Linked DNA regions of Homo sapiens: region 1 is linked to region 2. A link is a loop called in an ENCODE intact Hi-C map of the cell type or tissue named here. Cell type or tissue: chondrocyte. All regions are shown on one strand. Links, peaks and the distances in the headings refer to the core of each region. The heading gives the core; the rest is flanking DNA.

Region 1 (8,333 bases), core at 255-8,254, 880 kb before region 2:
TTTACCATATACATCTTAACTTATCAAAATCACCTTTAATATTAAGCCAGCTTAATTATAGTGATTACATAAAAACTTTACTGATACATAGCTCTATTTACTTTTTCCCTTTTTGTAGTATTATGATTATACATATTACATCTATTATTATACATACTGCAGACCAAAAGATACAATGTTATAATTATTACTTTATCATCTGTACTCATTTCCTTGGCCAATACAGCTTCGATTCCATTCATCTCTTTGTGCTGTTATTAGTAAAAACGTTATGCTTATGTTACATTTCTATATGTTATACATCCAACAATACATTATTTACATATTATTTATGCAATTGCTTTTTACATTCATTAAGATAAGAAAGGGTCAAAAATGTGCATTTATACTGTTTTTTGTACTTACATAATTACCTTTACTGGTACTCTCAGTTTTTCTATTCAAATTACCATCTGGGGTCACTTGCTTTCTGCCTGAAGAACTTCCTTTAGCATGCTTTGCAAGATAGGTATGTTGTCAACAAATTCAGTTTTCTTATCTTTGAAAGTCTGTATTTCTCCTTCACTTTAAAAAAATAGTTTAGAGGTATATGTTTATTGGTTAACAAGGGTTTTTGTTTTCCCTTGAGCACTTTGAATATACCATTCCACTGTCTTCTGATCGCCATTGTTTTGACTGACAAATTGAATGTTAATCTTATTGAGCTTCCTTTATAAGGAATGAGATGTTCTTTTGCTGCTTTCAAGATTTTCTCCTTGTCTTTGACTTTTATCGTCTTTAGTAATGATATATCTGTTTATGTATTTCTTTGTGTTTATCCTATTTGAAGTTCATTGAGCTTCCTGGTTATATAGGTTATTGTTTTTCATTAAAATTGGGAGGTTGCCTGCCATTATTTATTTGAATATTTTTTCGTCTCTTCTCCCTCTCCTCTCCAATATTCCCTTTATGCATATATTGGTGCATTTAATGGTGTCTCATATTTATCTAAGGCTCTGTTAATTTCTATCCATTTTTTTCTCTCTGTTCTCCAGCTTACTTAATCTTTGTTGATCTATGTTTAAATTTGAAAATTCTTCTGCCATTTCAAATCTACTGCTGAGCCCCTTGATGTTGAATTTTTTTATTTCAATCACTGAACTACTCAGTTCTAGAATTTTCATTTGGTTCATTTTATTTTTAAGAGACGTAGTCTCATTTTGTTGCCTAGGCTGGAGTGTAGTGGTGTGATCATAGCTCACTGCAGCCTCACAATCCTGGGCTCAAGCAATCCTCCCACCTCAGCCTCCTAAGTAGCTGGGACTACAGCTGCATGCCACCATGTTGGGCTAATTTATTTTTGTAGAAATGGGGTTTACTGTGTTGTCTAGGCTGATACTGCACTCCTGATTTCAGGCAATCCTTCTGCTTTTTCTTCCCAAAGTGCTGGGATTATAGGCATGAGCCACCACACTCAGTCTTTGGATCTTTTTTACAATTTCTATCTCTTTTTTTATATTCTCTATCTGATGCAACAGTGTCATCATACCTTCCTTTACCTCTGTAATCATGCTTTTGTTAAGTTCTATGAAGACGTTTTTTGTAGGACATAATAAATGTATTCCTCTTCAAAAGTTTAACCTGTTAACTACCTTGTTCTCTGTTCTCAAACCCAACTTTCTTGTTCTCCATGCATCCTTGCCACTAGTTACTGTAAACAACTTTCCCGTCAGTTCTAATCAATAACTCACATCTGTTCCCTTGGATACCCACTGTGCACCCATTCCTCCCACCAAAACCGCATGTCCCACCACTGTAACTCACATTCCCCTTCCCTTCCTTATTTGGGAAAATATTCACAAATAGCCAACCAGGTCAGTTTAGATTATGCAGTCTGACCCCAGCCCATGGGGGAGTGACACAGAGGTAGTGATTGCATTAGGAGTAAAAATCCCTGCTTTCCTCTGTTCAGTGTGCTCTTGCAATCGTGATTGACGTGAGCAGCACCCTTCTGTTGAAATAAGTTGCCTTGCTGAGAAAACTTTTGCCTGAGTGCTGGTTTCACTTTGCAGCACTGATCATTTATCTCCAACAAATATTGGGGCTCGTCCAGGATTCCCATTCTCCTCTGGGAACGGGGTCTCCTGTCACCTTTCATGAGGAGCATCCCACTGTCTCATTGCAGTGGCCTCAGGGTGAGGGATCAGGACCCACCCAGCGCAATGAATAAACCCAGACTCTCAGCAATGCAGGGAGAAAAAGGCTTGCAACAGCACAGAGACCAGGTAACTCTGTGCACAGGCCAAGGTAAGAAATGTCACTGGAGTGACAAAGTATTTCCTTGGTGGTCGGGATATTCTGGAGGTTGAAAGTGTGTGTGGATGATCACAAGCACTACTGCTGGCAGTGTGCTTGTGTGGATGGTACTAAGCACTACTGCTGTGCAGAGTGAGTGGTTCCTATCTGCGGTTCCGTGGTCACCTCATATGGCTTAGGGAGCATCCTGCTGTGGGGTTTATACTGGCACACCAATGTTAAGAGGGACCTAAATTCCCCTCAGGGAAGCGGCCAGAGTGGACACAGTGAAAGAAGGGTACAAGGAGCCTCCAGCAGGTGGGGCTAAAGGATAGGCAAGAAATCTCTAATATGAGGGATTGAGTCTCAATAAGCCTCCAGAGAAGGATAGGCAAGAAATCTCTAATACGAGGGATTGAGCCTAACTAGGACTCAACATGGGAAATACCCCAAGCAAGACAGGGAGTAAAAGGGATAAAGATAGCAATAAAGATATTCCCTCTGATAGTCCCCTGGGTCTCATGTTAAAATATTGGAAAGATAATGAGAGGACTAAACAAAAAGAAAAAGCAACAAATGATAAAATATTGCGGTTTTATTTGGACTCAGGGACCCATCCTCAAACCCTCAATCTTCTGGCCGATGTTTGGGTCAAATGAGGATGTGGTGTGTCAACTTCTGATTTAATATGTAAATGATAAAAGCCTGGTTTCTCAAGAAGAACTGGATTGTGCTCTTTGTTTGGAGTCAGGGACCCATTCTCCTTTTTCCTTAAAGACAACTAGGGAAAAACTCAATCTAGAATCTCAAAATGAAGAGTCAGAAAAGCCAGTTCCTGTGCCTAAAGACTCCAGCATATAGGATCCCCTAGACCATCTTCCCCCACTCAGTGCCCCTAACCCTTCCCCTCAGGCAGCTGCTGCCATCCTAGATCCTGATCCAGATCCTTCCCCTGCTCACATTATGCCTCCTCCTTACAATCCTGATTCTTGGGAACCATCCCATGAGCCTGTTACTTCTCAGCCCCAGTACCCTTCCCTAAAAGGACTCCAACATGATATAGAACAATGGAGAAATGCTATCCAAAATTTCCCATTTCCCTCTACATCTAAGGAGTCAGCCCCAACTCTCTTCCCCTTAAAGGAGGTGCCACAAGAATGGGGAGCTATTGGCTTTGTGAATGCTCCCTTAACCAGTTTGGAGATCCAAACTTTGACGAAGGAACTTAAGCCATTGTTTGATGACCCTTATGGGTGGCAGATCAAGTTGATCAATTCTTGGGACCTCAATTATACACTTGCGTTGAGTTAATGTCCATCCTAGGCATCCTCTTTTCGGGGGAAGAAAGAAGCATGATCCATAAGCCTGCTATGGTAATTTGGGAACATGAACACCCTCCCGGTAAAAACCTTCCTACTGCAGATCAGAAGTTTCCCACCCAAGACCCCTGGTGGGACAATAATAATGTGGCTCACCAGGAAAATATGCAAGACCTAAGGGACACGATAATAAAAGGAATTAGGGAATCAGTACCCCGAACCCAAAAGCTCTCTAGAGCACTTGATTGTTGTTTCATAACAGGAAAAAGATGAGGGGCCTATGAAATTTCTAGACAGACTAAAGGACCAAATGAGACAATATGCAGGCCTAAATTTAGAAGATCCCCTTGGACAGGGAATGTTAAAGCTCCATTTTGTCACTAAAAGTTAGCCAGATATTTCGTTACAAAAATTAGAAAATTGGGAAAACCAACCTCTGAGTGAACTCCTTAGGGAAGCTCCAAAAGTGTACGTAAAGAGAGACAAAGAAAAGCAAAAACAAAAGGCAAAACTCATGTTATACACTTTCCAGCAGGTGGCTCCAAACCCACACATTTCTAAATATAGCTTCCAGGGGGCCAGAAACTATAAAGGGTCCAGATCTCTGTTTAAAGGACACAAGCCTCCATCTAGAGGACCCCGCCCCTCATCTACCAGACCATCTAAAAAATATGGGGGAGCAAAGCTAAAGAATCCCAGGATTGAGACAGTGGAGAGACAGGATAGGTACTACAAATGTGGAACAGCAGGCCACTTCAAGAGAGAATGTCCTGAATTGCAAAGGCAGAAAGAAGCCCTACCACTCATGACTTTTGAGGAAGAATAGGGGAGTCAGGGGCTCTGTCTCTTTTGCTTCGAATCCCACCAGGAGCCCTTGATAAATTTAGAGGTGGGACCCAAACAGGAGCCTATCACCTTTTTAGTCAATTTAGGAGTGGCTCACTTCTCCATTTGTTTCCCTCCACCTAACATTGCCTGCTCTTCAGAAGAACTTTTAGTCTCTGGGATAAAAGGAGAAGGATTTAAGGCAAAAATCTTAGAAAGTACAGAAGTTAAATACCAAGATTGATTGACTCATATCCAATTTTTATTGATCCCTGAGGCAGGAACTAATCTATTGGGAAGAGACTTAATGCTAAAATTAGGCATAGGCCTACAAGTTCACCCTAAAGGATTTCTTGCCTCATTAAACCTACTCACCACTGCAGATGAAAAATACAGTAATCCCAATGTCTGGTCAAGGGAGGGAAACCTAGGGAAACTCCAAATCCCTCCAAGCCACATCAAGCTAAAAACCCACTGGGGAAGTAGTGAGGAGGAAAAAAATACCCCATTCCCCTAGAGGGCAGAATAGGGTTAAAGCCTATAATTGAAAGTCTTATTAAAGATGGACTCCCTTGTACCCTGTATGTCCCCTTATAACACTCCAGTATTGCCAGTCAAGAAAGCAGATGGGACATACTGACTGGTGCAAGATCTTAAAGCCATCAGTCAAATAGTCCAGACTACCCATCCTGTTGTCCCCAACCCATACACCATTCTCAGCAAAATTCCATATAATCATCAGTGGTTTACAGTAATAGACTTAAAGGATGCCTTCTGGGCATGCCCCTTGGCTAAAGACAGCTGAGACACATTTGCTTTTGAGTGGGAGGACCCCCATTCAGGGCAAAAACAACAGTATCAATGGAGTTCAAGGGTTCACAGACTCCCTAAACCTTTTTGGCCAAATCTAGAACAAGTGTCAGAAAAAGTTGTCATCCCAAAGTAGATATGCCTGGTCCAGTATGTGGGTGATATTCTTATATCTGGTGAAGATGTAAAAAAAGTAGCTGACTTCTCTACACATATTCTTAACCATCTGGAATTTGAGGGGCTATGGGTCTCAAAGGGAAAGCTTCAGTATGTGGAGACTGAAGTTAAATATTTAGGCCACTTTTATCAGTGGAGGTAAGTGAAGAATAGGGCCTGAGTGAGTTGAAGGCATCGTGTCCTTATCCCTGCCTCAAACTAAGCAAGGACTCAGAACATTTTTAGGATTAGTTGGATACTGCTGCTTATGGATTGACTCATATGCCCTAAAAAGTAAACTTTTATATGAAAAGCTTACCTAGTGGAAGCTGGACCATCTCCTGTGGACTTCTGAGGAAGCCGATCAGGTTTTTTAGCCTTACCTTCCCTAGAAAAGCCATTTCATCTTTTTGTTAACATAAATAACAGGGTAGCTTTAGGGGTGCTCACTCAAGAACCCAGTGGCCGCTGGCAGCCCATAGCCTTCCTATCAAAAGTTTTACACCCAATACCTGTAGATGGCCTCAATGTTTTCAATCTGTTGCAGCTACAGAAGTATTAGTTGAAGAAACCAGAAAATTAACCTTTGGGGGAAAATTAACTGTAAGCACACCCCACCAAGTTAGAGCTACTTTAAATAAAAAAGCAGGAAGGTGCTCACTGACTCCAGAATCTTGAAATACTGAAATTGAATCTTGAAAAATTAAAATATGAGGCTATTCTACTAGAAAAAAGATGAATTTAACCTTAACTACTGATAATTCACTCAACCCAGCAGGTTTCTTGACAGGAGACCCAAATCTAAAAAGAGAACACCTATGTTTAGATTTAATTGACTACCAAATGAAGGTCAGGCCAGATCTAGGAGAGACCCCTTTCAAAATGGGGCGATGCTTATTTATAGATGGTTCCTCCCAAGTAATTAAAGGAGAAAGGCATAATGGGTATTCAGTAATTGATAGAGAAACTCTTGAAGAAATAGAGTCAGGAAGGTTGCCCAATAGTTGATCTGCCCAAGTTTGTGAACCATTTGCCCTCAGCCAGGCTTTAAAACACTTACAGAACAAGGAAGAAACTATTTATACTGATTCTAAGTATGCCTTTGGAGTAGCACATACATTTGGAAAAATTTGGCCTGAGAAACCTCTTATTAATTTTAAAGGCCAAAATCTTGCCCATGAAGAGCTAATCATCCATGTTTTAAACAATCTCCAGTTGCCAGAAGAAATAGCCATTGTACATGTCCCCAGACACTAAAAAGACTTTTCCTTTACAAGTTGGGGAAATAACCTTGCAAATCAAGCAGCTAAGCAGGCTGCTGTTTCATCTGAAACACCTATCTTTCACTTAACTCCTTGTCTTCCTCCCCCTGCTGCAACCTCTATCTTCTCTGCTGCAGAAAAGGAAAAATTAATAAGAATAGGAGCCAAAGAAAACTCAGAAGGAAAATGGGTGTTACCAGATCAATGAGAAATACTATCCAAACTCGTCATGAAGGAAATCCTGTCCCATCTGCATCAAGGGACCCACTGGGGACCCCAAGCTATGTGTGATGCAGTTCTCAGGGTTTATGGGTGTTCAGGAACTTATACTGTAGCCAAACAGATTAAAGATAGTTGCTTCATATGTAAAAAAAAAAAACCCAACAAACAAGTTACAAAGAAATCGCCCCTTGCGGGGAGGGATCCAGGGCTAAGACCATTCCAAAGTGTTCAAATTGACTACACTGAAATGCCCCCAATCGGTCGCCTAAAGTACTTATTAGTAACAGCAGATCACCTTACTCATTGAGTTGAAGCTATTCCCTTTTCAAATGCAATGGCCAATAATGTAGTTAAAGCATTAACTGAAAAGATAGTGCCCAGGTTTGGACCAATAGAAAATATTGATTCAGACAATGGAACCCATTTCATAGCACATATCATTAAAAAGCTATCCCAAGCCCTAGACATTAGATGGGAATATCATACTCCTTGGCACCCACCTTCCTCAAGAAGAATAGAAAGGATGAATTAGACCTTAAAGAACCACATAACCAAATTAGTTCTAGAGACTCAGTTGCCATGGACCAAATGTCTTCTTATTGCCTTTTAAGAATCTGAGCTGCTCCTTGGAAAGATATTGGCCTTTCTCCTTATGAGATGCTCTAATTGCCTTATTTACACTCCACTGCTGGCATTCCTACATTTGAAACAAAAGATCAATTCCTCAGGAATTATATACTTGGTCTCTCCTCTACTTTCTCTTTTTTTAAAAACCAAAGGTCTCCTAGCACAGGCGCCGCCCCTGGAGTTCCCAGTACATCAACATCAGCCTGGGGATCATGTCCTCATCAAAAGCTAGAAAGAAGAAAAACTTGAGCTGTCCTGGGAAGGACTTCACCTAAGTGCTTCTAACCACTGGAACCACAGTCCTGATAGCAGAAAAAGGATGGACCCATCACACCTGAGTCAAGAAAGCACCACCACCTCCGCAGTCATGGGCCATTGTCCCAGGGGAAAACCCCCTCAAACTAAAGCTAAGTTTAACTCTCTTTCATCTATTCTATTACTCTTTCTTCTTTTCTCATTCTATTGCTGACCACCTTGTTATCAATGTAACTAAATCAAACTCCCCCAAAGTTATTACGTTTGATGCTTGTTTAGTCATACCCTGTAGAGATCTTCAAAGTCAAAGGAAACTCTTAGCCTTAGAAAAGTATCTCTGCCCCTTTAAAATAGAGGTTCCCCCTACCAAGACTCTTGCTCTTTAACAAATATAGAGAAACAGGTCTGCCATAGCAGGAATGATGTTCTGTGGACAACCAAATATCAAGGCTAGACCTCATTGACAGGTGGTTGTGTATCCTTAAAACCATACATTCACTTTACTAAAGAAAGCACCTCCAACCCCAATTGCCAGTATAACCAATGTAATCCAGTGCAAATTTCAATTCTCACTTCCACCTCT
Region 2 (8,333 bases), core at 142-8,141:
ACCAGAGCAGTCATCAGATTCTTAGAGGGAGGTCCTGATCCAAAAAAGATGAAGAACCCTCAGTTCTAAGACAGTAATATGCTGACACCTTAGTGAATAAAGAACATGTCAACAAGCAAATCCTTATTAAAATATCTAAGATGCCAGGACTCCACCTGGGAAAAAAAAGAGGTCAGCCTGGAGGTAACTTCAGGTAGTGGGGTGACTCTAACAGTCTCCAGGCAGATTTTACTAGGTCAAGTAGAGCGGACTCCACAGCTGCCTAGTGACAAGAGGTCCTTTCAGCTCTGGTAGAGTGTCTTCTGTAATGACCAGTGCCAGTAAGGGGTGATGCCTGGGCCAGACATTGGCATCCACCTGTTACCTGGACCACTTGATCAGACGACACACCAGTTAAGAAGCCACTTAAGTCTCCCACTCCACAGAGAGAAAAAAGAACAGATGTCCTCTTGGGTGTATCTGGATTACTGCTTTCATTTGTCTATGTGGCCAGTAGCGAGTTGGTAAAAGGTGTATAAATGCTGAGAGGCATCAACGAAAGCATGTTTTGGAAAAGTCTCATTTACATATGAATCAATATTTATTAAGTCCCTACTATGTACTTGGCACTGTTCCAGACACTGGGATCAAAGAATGGACAGTGTCCCTGCTGTTGAGGAACTCAGTGTGTTATAGGTGGTAGCTGACGTGTAAATAGACAATTATAACACAGAGGGATCAGTGCTCCACAGAGTCAACCTCAGAGTGCTGGGCAAGGGAGAAAGGAAGGACCGTGTCTGCTTGGAGTATCTAGGAAGGCTTCACAAAGGAGGTAACTTCTAGCTATATCTCAGGGGAGGAAAAGACTGCTCTCCCACAAAGCTCAAGTAATAATATTATCAAACATGAAATACATAAATTAGTTAGCACCTGAAGGACTCTAATCAGGAATTCATACTCTAGGGTACAGAGTTAGCATTTCAATGTAGTTAATCACAAGTCCAAACTATAGATGGCAGCCACTGTATAGCTTTAGCTTTCTAAATCTACACTTAAGCATTTGCTAATTAGTAAATGATTTGTTAGAAATAATTTTGCCCTTGAGTGATACTCAAGGTATATGAATTGGCTAGAAAAATATAGGCATCTCTTCCTTTGAAAGAATGGGTTACAGAATCTGGAAAGCCTACTAGCCTAATGTTGTCTTCAGAGAGACAATCTCAGGGCAGGAATCAGGAAGGTTCTCTGACCCACTACTGGGAGCAGAAGGTTTTGTCGCCTGGTTCAAATTGATTCAATGATGTGAGAAATAAAAACAAAATTCTAAGCTCCCAACTGACTCAACAAACTATCTTTTGGCCAAGGGGAGCCCAGAGATATCTAAAAAAAATTTTAAGTTTTGGCCATGATGGGAAAGGAGTTCAAACAGGACTCGTTCTATTCCCTCCCTAACTGCCATTAGTTTTTTTTCCCCTAAGGGCTAAATAGAAACTAGCCCTTTCAAAAAAATTATTTCAGGCCATGCATGGTGGCTCATGCCTGTAATCCCAGCACTTTGGAGCTGCCTGTAATCCCAGCACTTTGGGAGGCCAAAGCAGTTGGATTACCTGAGGTCAGGAGTTCAAGACTAGCCTGACAACATGGCAAAACCCAGTCTCTACTAAAAATATAAAAAAATTAGCCAGGCGTGGTGGCAGGCGCCTGTAATCCCAGCTACTCGGGAGGCTGAGGCAAGAGAATCACTTGAACCCAGGAGGTGGAGGTTGCGATGAGCTGAGATCACACCACTACACTCCAGCCTGGGCAACAGAGCAAGACTCCATCTCAAAAAGAAAAAAAAAAAAAAGACTCACTTCACCACTGGTATCAACTCATCACCTAATTCTGCCCTTCCTTTTTAGTGGTTTCAGCACAACTGACTAGCATTCCTTCCTGATAACCACTGACCACAGAGTGGTCTAAGACAGGGTCTTGCCCTGTCATCCTGGCTGGAGAACAGTGGTGCGATCATGGCTCACAGCTGCCTCGAACTCCCAGTCTTAAGTGATGCTCCTGCTTCAGCCTACCAAATAGCTAGGTTATGTAGATATGCAGTCTCATTTTGTTGCCCTGTAATACATGTTAGTGTTAAGTTTCTGCCTAAGGTGAACATGGGAGACATGCTGCACACGTTAGCTTACTCCACATGTGTGCATATTCATAGATCCTCCCTTTGTGAATATTCATAGATCCTCCCATAATCTGTTGAATATGTATGCTTAGCTACGCCTCTCAGCATAAATTCATGTTCCCTTTGCCCCTTCTTGGAAGTGCTTGTTTTTCAGTTATGGCCAGAGGCTCTGCTTCCTGCCTACAGGTAGTGGGACCCTCTTTAGAAATAGTCCTCCTTTCTAAATTTATAGATTTGTGGCTGGGTGTGCTGGCACACACCTGTAATCCCGGTGCTTTGGGAGGCCGAGGTGAGAGAATCGCTTGAGGCCAGGAGTTTGAGACCAGCCTGGGAAACATAGCGAGACCCATAAATAAAATAAAATAATTAGCCGAGTATGGTGGCATGTGCCTGTAGTCCCAGCTACTAGGGAGGCTGAGGTGGAACGATCACTTGAGCCCAGAAGCTTGAGGCTGCAGTGAGCTATGATTGTGCCACTGCACTCCAGCCTGGGTGACAGAGCGAGGCCCTGTCTCTAAAAATAATAATACTAAATACCATATTTTTATATAAATATATTTAATTAAATATAAATATATTTGTGACTTTTTCAGTTCAATAGAAGTAAACCAAAAGATGACTTTTGCCAGGTGCCGTGGCTCATGCCTGTTAACCCAGCACTTTAGGAGGCTGAGGCGGGTGGATCACTTGAGATCAGGAGTTTGAGACCAGCCTGGCCAACATGGTGAAACCCCATTTCTACTAAAAATACAAAACTTAGCCCTGTATTGTGGTACATGTCTGTAATCCCAGCTACTCAGGAGGTTGAGGCGGGAGAATCGCTTGAACCTGGGAGGCAGAGGTTGCAGTGAGCTGAGATCACACAACTGCACTCCAGCCTGGGTGACAGAGCTAGGCTTCAACTCAAAAAAAAAAAAAAAGAAGAAGAAGAAGTAAACCAAACGCAGCTGCTAGAATATTGGCACATTTGCTTCTAACAAAACATTCATGCAAAGTACTCTGGTCAAACTGGGGCTTCACTAATCCTATAAAAACAGGTTTCATGACTGTTTTTGTAGCTTGCTAATCAATGTCTGCATGTGTGGGCAGAGTTTAGCCTGCAACTTGGTTTCCCTGCAGTTACAGGCTCTAGTAGAGGCTAGGGGAGAGAAGGCCCTTAACTCCCCCACCTCTGATCAGGCTGTGGATGCTCAAGTTGGTAGGTCAGTTTGTAAGAGTTCCCAAGCAGCCCGGCCCTCTAGGGCTGCCTGTGCAAGCACTTTAAAGCCCTGCCCAGGCACTACTGCATTTTTTGCTGCTAACAGCAATTACTGAATCTACTTGAAAGGCATTCAATCCTTCCCTGCTCCATTGCTCCTTTTTTGTTTTTTCAATTCCCTCACTGTCCTTATAGTCAGGCTTGATACCTTCTCTAAGACTTGGTTGCCTCCTCCATTATGTGGAGTGCCTTCTCCATTCAGTGCTCCCGCTGCAATTTCCAATACTATTTCTATCGCTTTAGTCTGATGGCTGATTGTCCTCAACAATTCCATGATTGAATCCAAAATGCACGCTTCGTGACATTTTCTGGTATTAGTCAATTGCCATCAAGAGGATTAACATCTTTGAGGAGCCAGGCGCGGTGGCTCACACCTGTAATCCTAGCACTTTGGGAGGCTGAGGTGGGAGGATTACTTGAGTTCAGGAGTTCAAAACCAGCCTGGCCAACGTGGTGAAACACTGTCTCTACTAAAAATACAAAAATTAGCTGGGTGTGGGGGCGTGTGCCTATAATTCCAGCTACTTGGGAGGTTGAGGCAGGAGAACTGCTTGAACCCGAGAGGCAGAGGTTGCAGTGAGATCATGCCACTGCACTCCAGGCTGAATAACAGAGGGAGACTCTGTCTCAAAAAACAAACAAACAGACAAACAAACCAACCAACCCAGAAAACCATCTTTGAGGGATTTTCTCCCACTGGCAAAAAAGAACTACTTTAAGGCCTAAGCAATAATTCTAAACCCAAAGGCAGACCCTTGCCCAAATCTGCCACCTGGTGGCCAGTCGATAAAGACCAGCACTTCCCTGGCTTCTAGGATCTGGGGCTAATGTTTCATCCAACTCAGAAGTTCTCACACCAGGCCGGACCTGGTGGCTCACGCCTGTTATCCCAAAACTTTGGAAGGCTGATGGGGGTGGACCATTTGAGGTCAGGAGATCGAGACCAGCCTAACCAACATGGTGAAACCCCGTCTTTACTAAAATGCAAAAATTAGCTGGGCATGGTGGCAGATGCCTATAATCCCAGCTACTCGGGAGGCTGAGGCAGGAGAACTGCTTGAACCCAGGAAGCGGAGCAGTGAGCCGAGATTGCGCCACTGCACTCCAGCCTGGGTGACAGAGTGAGACTCCTTCAAAAAAAAACAAGTTCTCATACTAGCTGCATATTGGAATCATCTGTGGAGCTTAAAAATCCCAGTGCCCTGCCCAGGTCATGCCACACCCCAGACCAAGTAATCAAAATCTCTAGGAATAAGACCTAGGGATACACATTAGAATCCCAGGTGAGCTTTTCAAAAATATGCTTCCCAGGAATGCACCCGACCTACCCCATCACTGTCTCACAGGAGCAGGGCTCAAGTCTTTGTAATCTAAATAACTTTTGGGCAGTTATCTTATCCCTACTGAAGAACTACGGGTCTAGTTTGTTGTTCCCTCCATCTGCCTGCTGGACAAATACACACTCAGGCCCCTCTCTGATTTGCCTTCATGGGTATCCACTGAAGCTGGAAAATGAGGCTCAGAGAGGCTGAGTGACTTGCCCAGAGTCACAACAAGCCTGGTAGAGCTGGACTGCAGCTTGAAGCCTAGTCTTGTCTTATCTATCTTATCTATCTATCCAGCTATCTATCTATCTATCTATCTATCTATCCATCCATCCATCCATCCATCCATCCATCCATCCATCTATGACAGAGTCTCGCTCTGTCACCCAGGCTGGAGTGCAGTGGCGTGATTTTGGCTCACTGCAACCTTCACCTCCCGGAACCCTAGTCTTTTAATCCTACCTACAACTACATGCTACTTGATGCTTAGCTCTGCTGGAGGGAAATTCTTCATTTTAGTGAACTAAAATTCTTAGAGGGGGAAACAGAAAAATAAAAGAAGTCAAGAGGTACCCCAAAGGAGACATCATAGTCCTCAAACGTGTATGGCTTGTCTGCAAGGTCTTCAAAAAACTCTGCTAAAGAGTCCAGCGTTTCCTCTGCTAGTCTTTCATAGGTGGTCTCATCTAGAGAGCTGCAGAGGAAGCACAAAACCCAAAACATGATTACCAAATGCTTCCATTTTATTAATATCAAATTTATACATTTGTTATTTAAATTCATTAAATTGATGAAAATAACATGTAAAAAGTAAAAGTTTTTCTTTCTTTTTTTTTTTTTTTTGAGACAGAGTCTCACTCTGTCACCCAGGCTGGAGTGCAGTGGCTGGTCTGAACTCGTGACATCAAGTGATCCACCACGTGCCTCAGCTTCTCGAAATGTTAGGATTACAGGCGTAAGGCACCGTGCCCGGCCCAAAGTAAAAATTTAAAGGCCGGGCGTGGTAGCTCATGCCTGTAATCCCAGCACTCTGGGAGGCCGAGGCAGGCAGATAACACGGTCAGGAGATCGAGACCATCCTGGCTAACATGGTGAAACCCCGTCTCTACTGAAAATACAAAAAATTAGCCGGGCGTGGTGACGGGTGCCTGTAGTCCCAGCTACTCAGGAGGCTGAGGCAGGAGAATGGCGTGAACCTGGGAGGCGGAGCTTGCAGTGAGCCGAGATTGCGCCACTGCACTCCAGCCTGGGCGACAGAGCGAGACTCTGTCTCAAAAAAAAAAAAAAAAAAAAAAATTTAAACAGCACAGAAGGGGTTACAGAAAGAAGCAGGCAGCCCCCATTCCCAGAGGCAACTACAATTAATAGTCCTTTCTGGGCCAGGCAGTGCAGTGGCTCACGTCTGTAATCCCAGGACTTTCGGAGGCCGAGGTAGGTGGCTCACCTGAGGTCAGGAGTTTGAAACTAGCCAGGCCAATATGGCAAAACCCTGTCTCTACTAAAAATACAAAAATTAGCTGGGCTTGTGGTGCACGCCTGTAGTTCCCAGCTACTTGGGAGGCTGAGACAGGAGAATCACTGAAACCCCGGAGGTGGAGGTTGCAATGAGCTGACATTGTGCCACTGCACTCCAGCCTGGGTGACAGAGTGAGACTCCGTCTCAAAAAAAGAAAAAAAAAAAAAATAGGCTGGGCCTGGTGGCTCACGCCTGTAATCCTAGCATTTTGGGAGGCTGAGGCGGGTGGATCACCTGAGGTCAGGAGTTCAAGACCAGCCTGGCTGACATGGTGAAACCTCGCCTCTACTAAAAATACAAAAATTAGCTGGGCATGGTGGGGCGAGCCTGTAATCCCAGCTACTCGGGAGGCTGAGGCAGGATAATCTCTTGAATCCAGGGGGCGGAGGTTGCAGTGAGCTGAGGTGGCACCACTGCACTCCAGCCTGGGCAACAAGAGCAAAACTCCGTCTCAAAGAAAACCCCAAAAAACAGTTATTCTGATTCAGTAAATGCTATCACTGTTTATCCTTCTAAAGATATGATCAGATTTCATTAGTAATGTTCAACTTTTCACAAAGATGGTGAATGCCATCTAAAATCTATTGGAGATTTTTTTAATATTTAGATTTATGTAACTGGTTATGTAAATATATTTAAATACTGGGGGAAAGTCCTTCACTGTCTCAGAACCAAGCAAGATTCACCTGTATTTTGTGTTCATTTGCCTCTTAAAGGCAAGGGCTGAAGATAAGGTAGCAATGTCAACTTTATATTTTTGGCCTTAACTATGCCAATCTAATTAGAATTTTCTGTATCTAAAATGGTTCATTTTACTTACTGAAAGACATTTTGGTGTGGTTTATGTATAATATCAAAGAAAGATTATTTAACACTTCTCAAATTAAAAAAAAAAAAAGAAAAGAAAGAGACAGATCGTATCAAGAGCTGGCCATGGGCTGGGTGCAGTGGCTCATGCCTGTAATACCAGAACTTTGGGAGGCCAAGGGAGAAGGATCACTTGAACCCAGGAATCTGAGACAACAGAGACCCCGTCTCTACCAAAAATTAAAAAATTAGCTGGGCATGGCCCATGCCTGTAGTTCTAGCTCCTCAGGAGCCTGAGGTGGGAGGGATCACCCGAGCCAGGGAGGTCAAGGCTGCAGTGAGCTGTGATCGTGCCATTGCATTCCATCCTGGGTGACAAAGTGAAACCCTGTCTTTAAAGTAAAATAAAATAAAATAAAAAAGAGTTGGCCGGCCTGGCGCGGTGGCTCATGCCTGTAATCCCAGCACTTCGGGAGGCCGAGGCGGGCGGATCACCTGAGGTTAGGAGTTCGAGACCAGCTTGACCAACATGGAGAAACCCTGTCTCTACTAAAAATACAAAATTAGCCGGGCATAGTGGCGCATGCCTGTAATCCCAGCTACTCGGGAGGCTGAGGCAGGAGAATTGCTTGAACCCAGGAGGCGGAGGTTGCAGTGAGCAGAGGACGTGCCATTGCGCTCCAGCCTGGGCAACAAGAGCAAAACTCCATCTCAAAAAAAAAAAAAGAGTTGGCCAAGAAAAGAAGCAACTAGACTTTTCAGATACTGCTGATAGGCAAGTAAGTTGGACAATCACTTTGGAAAACTGTTGGACAGTATCTACTAAAGTTGAATGCATTTACATGCTATGACCCATCAGCTCCACTCTTTTTTTTTTTTTTTTTTTGAGACGGAGTCTCGCTCTGTCGCCCAGGCTGGAGTGCAGTGGCGCGATCTCGGCTCACTGCAAGCAAGCTCCGCCTCCCGGGTTCACGCCATTCTCCTGCCTCAGCCTCCCGAGTAGCTGGGACTACAGGCGCCCGCTACCACGCCCGGCTAATTTTTTGTATTTTTAGTAGAGACGGGGTTTCACCTTGTTAGCCAGGATCATCAGCTCCACTCTTAAGGGGTATACACAACAGAAATGTGTACCCAGGTTCACCAAAAGACATGTACTATACTAAAATATTTGTATCACAACTATCCTATAGCCCCAAACTGGAAACTGCCCAAGTATTCCTTTGTAATATCACAGATAAATTGTGGTATAGTCATGCAATGGAATACTACGCTGCAAAA

What was found. Hi-C counts contacts between places; a loop is a spot of excess contacts. Peaks named below come from ENCODE experiments on the same cell type or tissue, not always from the same donor. Only the 100,000 strongest peaks of a DNase experiment are listed, where the experiment ranks them.
Region 1: a loop joins it to region 2, with 2.9 times the contacts of the local background. A loop is called at or near these places in 3 of 110 quality-filtered maps.

Annotation. Positions count from the first base shown.
Region 1 is chr9:69,927,346-69,935,678 of GRCh38, reverse strand. No RefSeq gene overlaps it. Among named protein-coding and RNA genes, the nearest start is that of CFAP95, 110 kb to the right of the region's middle. In chondrocyte, for the core only: CTCF peaks have their summits at 2,385, 2,584 (motif pointing right), 3,939 and 4,139 (motif pointing right); no DNase peak of the experiment used is centred there.
Region 2 is chr9:69,050,233-69,058,565 of GRCh38, reverse strand. It overlaps FXN (frataxin), which reads right to left. Exons shown (of 5, transcript NM_000144.5): 3 at 5,306-5,426. Among named protein-coding and RNA genes, the nearest start is that of FXN, 19 kb to the right of the region's middle. RefSeq lists enhancers at 2,732-3,231, 3,232-3,733. In chondrocyte, for the core only: CTCF peaks have their summits at 3,977 and 4,179 (motif pointing left); no DNase peak of the experiment used is centred there.